2 separate regions of the Homo sapiens genome follow, and region 1 is linked to region 2. The links are chromatin contacts, found by Hi-C in ENCODE. All regions are on one chromosome and are shown on one strand. The core of a region is the stretch at or near the end of the contact, and the rest is flanking DNA. Distances in the headings are between cores, read along the strand shown.

Region 1 (2,700 bases), core at 201-2,700, 640 kb before region 2:
CAATTCTCCTGCCTCAGCCTCCTGAGTAGCTGGGATTACAGGCGCCCGCCACCACGCCCGGCTAATTTTTTGTATTTTTAGTAGAGTTGGGGGTTTCGCCATGTTGGCCAGGCTGGTCTGGAACTCCTAGCCTCAAGTGATCCACCCGCCTCAACCTCCCAATGTGCTGGGATTTCAGGCGTGAGCCACTGCACCCGGCCTGACTACTCTTTCCCTGGCAATTGCTGCGTCACCAAGCCCCAACCCACCCTGCTGAGTTTTCCTTCCAAGACTCCCCTCCCATCCAGCCGGCTTGAACCGGCCTCCAGTCACGTTGTTTGTTCAGCTAGAATTTTTCTCTGCCTTCTCTTCAAGGCCGCTCAAGCTTCATGAAGCGGTTCTTTATTCTGACTATGCCCACTTCTCTCATTTCCCTCATCACCCGGCCCCGCTCCACATACTGCATTTATCTATAAACTCCTGAGAGCCAGGAGTTTAGCCTGAAATCCTAGCTTCCTGGTTAAGAGCTGAAATGCCTTCGCACGGCGTGCAATGGGTGAACCCCACCGCCTGCTTTCTAACGGGTCCAAGCCGCGGGCAGGGGCCTGTGTTACGGAGCCGCATGACACACCAGGCCTACTGCTGGACCCCAACAAGCCTAGCCTCTGTGAATCCAGCTGTCCTCACAAACTGTCTCTTCGGGACACAAGCCCATCAGAGGCTTCCGTTTTCCTTTCATAAGATCTCATAACCGTCAGCTGATACCTGGGACAGGCACAGCACACATAGGTCATTCTAGAAATATTGGTGGTCTGAACAAACTCTAAGCTGGAGAGGACATGAGAATGATAGATCCGATTCCTTCTCTCAACAGAAGAAATCAAGGCACAGAGAAGGGAAGAGACTCGCCCTAGGTCCCACAGCAAGCAGCAGTACTGGAGCCAACACGGAGGCCCCCCGGTTTCACGGTCAGGGCTCGCTACGCTACACCCTGAACGCAGACCCAGGGCAGCGGCCTCGGCCGCCTGAGGCCACTGCCGAAGACTTCGCCGCCAGTCGTAACATCACGTTACTTCTGTCCCTCGCCTCACAGACTCCTTCGCTCTTTCCACTACAGCGAGAGGACTTCTCCAGGGCCGCATCACCCTGCGGAGGGAGGAAGACACGGTCTCTCACGAAAGGGTCTCCAGACAGTTCCGCTGCTCCGGGAGCAGCCCCCGGCCCCGCCCCCGCGTGCGCCTGGCCCCACCCCCAAGCGCTCCATGACCAGCCTCCACGTGCATCCGCCCCAGACAGGCCAGGCCTGGGAGGAGCCGAAGCCCCACTCCCCGCCTTCTTCATGAGATCGTCCCTATTGACGTCGACAGACAGAAGCCGCGTCCAGTGAGAAGGAAAGAACGGCCGCTATAGCCCTATCGGCTGCTACAACACCAAAACGCATCCACCTAACTGGCTGACGCTACACCTTGGTCTTTCCGGGTCCTTGCACGCTTCGCTCCAACTCCTGCAGAGCTGAGCCGGAGGGGAATCCGGAAGGGACACGCTGAACAGGTAAGACTGTGCTGCCTGGGGTGCCTACTGGCATCGATTCGAGGGCTGCCGCGCTCCCGCTGCAGAGCTCGGGGTGGGAGACAGGCGCGGCGAGGAAGGCCAGGGAAAGGGGCGGGGAGGGGCGGGGAGGAGTGAGCACGTGGAACGCCGGCGCCACCGGGCCTAGGTGGCAGCTGGGCCGGCGCGCTCCGCCCGTTCTGGGGCGCGTGGGGCCCTCCGGCCGGATCAGTGCTGCAACCGTAAACACGCAGGGAGGGCACCCCGAGTGTCGCCGCTGAGGGCGTTTCTCTAAGCGCTTCTCTGAGACCTGCTGCTGAAGGCCCCACCCGACACCTGGCGGGGGCTGGGCTGCGGGCCTTGGGGCGGTGTCCCCTGTGAATGTTCAGGTCAGCATAACAGGTTAGGTGTGGTTGAAGCTTACGAAGTGGCCGGCTCTGTGCTGCCGGCTTCACAGGCGCTAACATTTGCCAGCGCTATGATGTCCTTGTCAGACGCAGAAAGGGGTGCAGTTTGGTTGTCCGTCGGGGTAGCGCACAACTAGCAAGTGATGGGGCCTGGGTTTGGCCCTCGCCTCCACTCTGAGTTGTGAGTTAGCGAGAAAGCCACGCCTCGTGGGCTCCCCGGGGGCTTCAGAAACCATGACGCCTTTCACCATGGTGTTCTACAGGCATTGTCTTGTGACTCCAGCAGCGCAGCCAGAAGCAAAGAAAACTGAGGGGACGGCTTCCTAGAGGAAACAATTCCAAAGTCCCAAACTCTGATTTTAAATAACGATGGAAATTAGAGTCGCGGTGGTGTTCTTTTTTTTTTTTTTTTTTTTTTTTTTTTGAGGCGGAGTCTCGCTGTCGCCCAGGCTGGAGTGCAGTGGCACGATCTCGACTCACTGCAGCCTCCGCCCCCGGGGTTCACGCCATTCTCCTGCCTCAGCTTCCCGCGTAGCTGGGGCTACAGGCGACCACCACCTCGCCCGGCTAATTTTTTGTATTTTTAGTAGAGACGGGGTTTCACCGTGTTAGCCAGGATGGTCTCGATCTCCTGACCTCGTGATCCGCCCGCCTCGGCCTCCCAAAGTGCTGGGATTACAGGCGTGAGCCACCGCGCCCGGCCTGAGGTGGTGTTCTGTGGGTAACCAGGCCTGGGGGTCCTACCAACAGAGGTGGAATCCCTGTT
Region 2 (2,700 bases), core at 47-2,546:
CATCTGAACATCAGAGGAAACAAACTCCAGACACACTACTTTTCAGAACTGTATTAAGAACTGTAACAGTCACTGCGAGGGTCTGCGGCTTCATTCTTGATGTCAGCGAGACCAAGAATCCACCAGAAGGAACCAATTCCAGACACAGAATTATTTGCCTTCTTACTTCCTGAGAGTTCTAGGCACAGAACATACTTGAGGTGTTATACAAAGGTAATTAGAACTGACAGGGAATTGTATGATTAATGACGTGGGACATGAGAGATTTGGAACGAGATAAAAAGGCTTACCTTGAGGACAGCCTTATTAGGAGCAGAGGCAAACACAGGTTTTGTGGGTTTGAAGCCTACACATTTATAGCTTTCTCTAATTACACAGGTAGGAAATTATAAAATCAGGTACAAGGGCTTGGCAGGGGCCTAAAGCTTAAGTGATGAAAAAAAAAAACACCACACCTCTGGTGAAACCAATAGCTTACGAAAAAGTAGAAAAAAGCGCGATGCATGGGGAGCTCCGGTAGTCCTTTGAGGTATTTGAGAGGCTGAGTCAGGAAGATGGCTTGAGCACCAGGAGTTGGAGGTTTGTAAGTGCAGTGATGGTAAACTGCCGCTGTACTCCAGTCTGGCAATGTAGTGAGACCCTGTCTCTCAAAAAAAAAAAGTAACCCTTGCCTGACTGGGACAATAATTGAGAAACCAGTAAAACAAAATAATAACTATTAGCCGGGCGCGGTGGCTCATGCCTGTAAATCCTAGCATTTTGGGAGGCTGAGGCGGGCGGATTACAAAGTCAGGAGTTTGAGAAATTACTACCTATTACCCCATTTGGCTATTTTTACACTTGTAAGGAATGAAGCTCAGAGGTCACACAGCTAGTAAGAAGCCAGCACCCTTCGATGTGGGATTGATGTGGAGGATAGGCATATACAGAGAACACAAAAGCAAAACACCATGGTGCAGATTTTGAAAGAAAAGCCCTAAGATTAGTAATGAGTGTGAATTATTCAACAAAGTGATCAAAACTAACTCCAGCTCTGCATTCCTCTTCGCCATCAGGAGTTTGGAGCCTGGAGACTGCTAGCTGCCTGGTTCTTTAAGAACCAGCCCTGGTCCAGCCCATTCCGCAGGCCAGCAAGCTTCTGAAAAGCAAACCTAGGAAGTAGCTTTCCAACATAAAGTGGAGGTTTCAACACAGGAGACTTTAAGCAAGTTCCAGTGTGTCTATATTTGGTCTGGCTGATCGGCTGGACTCTGGCCTTCCCCGCTCACGTTAGCAGACAGCTCTGCCCTAGTGGGCGCTTAGCCTGCGACGGCAGCCCGAGAGGATGTCTAACAAGCTTCTTTCTCCCCACCCCCATTCAGTTGTTCTCAGGTCTGAATTCAAAATGGCCTCATCTCCTGCTGTCCTTCGAGCGTCCCGGCTGTACCAATGGAGCCTGAAGAGTTCGGCGCAGTTCCTGGGGTCTCCACAGCTGAGGCAGGTTGGTCAGATCATTAGGGTTCCTGCTCGGATGGCGGCGACGCTGATCCTGGAGCCTGCGGGCCGCTGCTGCTGGGACGAACCGGTGCGAATCGCCGTGCGCGGCCTAGCCCCGGAGCAGCCGGTCACGCTGCGCGCGTCCCTGCGCGACGAGAAGGGCGCGCTTTTCCAGGCCCACGCGCGCTACCGCGCCGACACTCTTGGCGAGCTGGACCTGGAGCGCGCGCCCGCGCTGGGCGGCAGCTTCGCGGGGCTTGAGCCCATGGGGCTGCTCTGGGCCTTGGAGCCCGAGAAACCTTTGGTGCGGCTGGTGAAGCGCGACGTGCGAACGCCCTTGGCCGTGGAGCTGGAGGTGCTGGATGGCCACGACCCCGACCCCGGGCGGCTGCTGTGCCAGACGCGGCACGAGCGCTACTTCCTCCCGCCCGGGGTGCGGCGCGAGCCGGTGCGCGTGGGCCGGGTGCGAGGCACGCTCTTCCTGCCGCCAGGTGACTCACCTCCGCTAATTGTTCCGTGTTCGTTCGCCTTTCACTTTGTGTGTCTCCCCCGCCCCACGCTTTTCGCTTATGTGTATGCCCCCCCGCCGCGCCCCCGGGCTATATTGCCCAGGCAGGTTTCGAATTCCTGGTCTCCAGCTATCTTCCCGCCTCTGCCTCCCTAAGAGCTGGGATTACAGGGTGAGCCACCGCGCCCGGCACTTTGAGGGGAGTTACACTTTTTTTTTTTTTCCGTCCCTGCCCTTTTCACACGAAGAAGGGATGTAGCTTCCAACCTTCCGGAGGTTAGTGTAAAGAAACAGGAATGGAATGGAAAGCTGATTGGGGAAGTGTCCCTGCCGCTCCAAAACTGAGAGGTCCCTCAAACCTAGTGCTCAGTTAAAAGACATTGTAAGGGCCAGGCGCAGTGGCTCACGCTTGTAATCCCAGCACTTTGGGAAGTCTCGGCGGGCAGATCACGAGATCAAAAGATTGAGGCCATCCTGACTAACACGGTGAAACCCCGTCTCTACTAAAAATACAAAACAGTAGCTGGGCGTAGTAGCGGGCGCCTGTAGTCCCAGCTACTCGGGAGGCTGAGGCAGGAGAATGGTGTGAACCCGGGAGGCAGAGTTTGTAGTGAGCTGAGATCGCGCCACTGCACTCCAGCCTGGGCGACAGAGCGAGACTCCGTCTCAAAAAAAAGACATTGTAAGGAAAGGAAAAAGACACTTATATTAAAAAC

Evidence for each region. Hi-C counts contacts between places; a loop is a spot of excess contacts on that map. Pooled maps may share reads with other maps.
Region 1: a loop to region 2 is called in a map of PC-3, with 9 times the contacts of the local background. The contact joins the promoter of DCAF4 here to the promoter of ACOT2 in region 2. A Hi-C loop is called at or near these places in 1 of 168 maps with a recorded cell type or tissue (PC-3), 1 of 37 single-sample maps with no recorded cell type and 6 of 50 pooled maps.

The regions. Positions count from the first base shown.
Region 1 is chr14:72,925,014-72,927,713 of GRCh38, forward strand. It overlaps DCAF4 (DDB1 and CUL4 associated factor 4), which reads left to right and starts at 1,451. Exons shown (of 14, transcript NM_015604.4): 1 at 1,451-1,530. RefSeq lists enhancers at 1-429, 830-929, 1,220-1,489, 2,161-2,700 and a silencer at 1,660-1,719.
Region 2 is chr14:73,567,917-73,570,616 of GRCh38, forward strand. It overlaps ACOT2 (acyl-CoA thioesterase 2), which reads left to right and starts at 1,297. Exons shown (of 3, transcript NM_006821.6): 1 at 1,297-1,967. The coding sequence starts at 1,325. It also overlaps a transcript of HEATR4 not described here. RefSeq lists enhancers at 1-713, 1,908-2,077.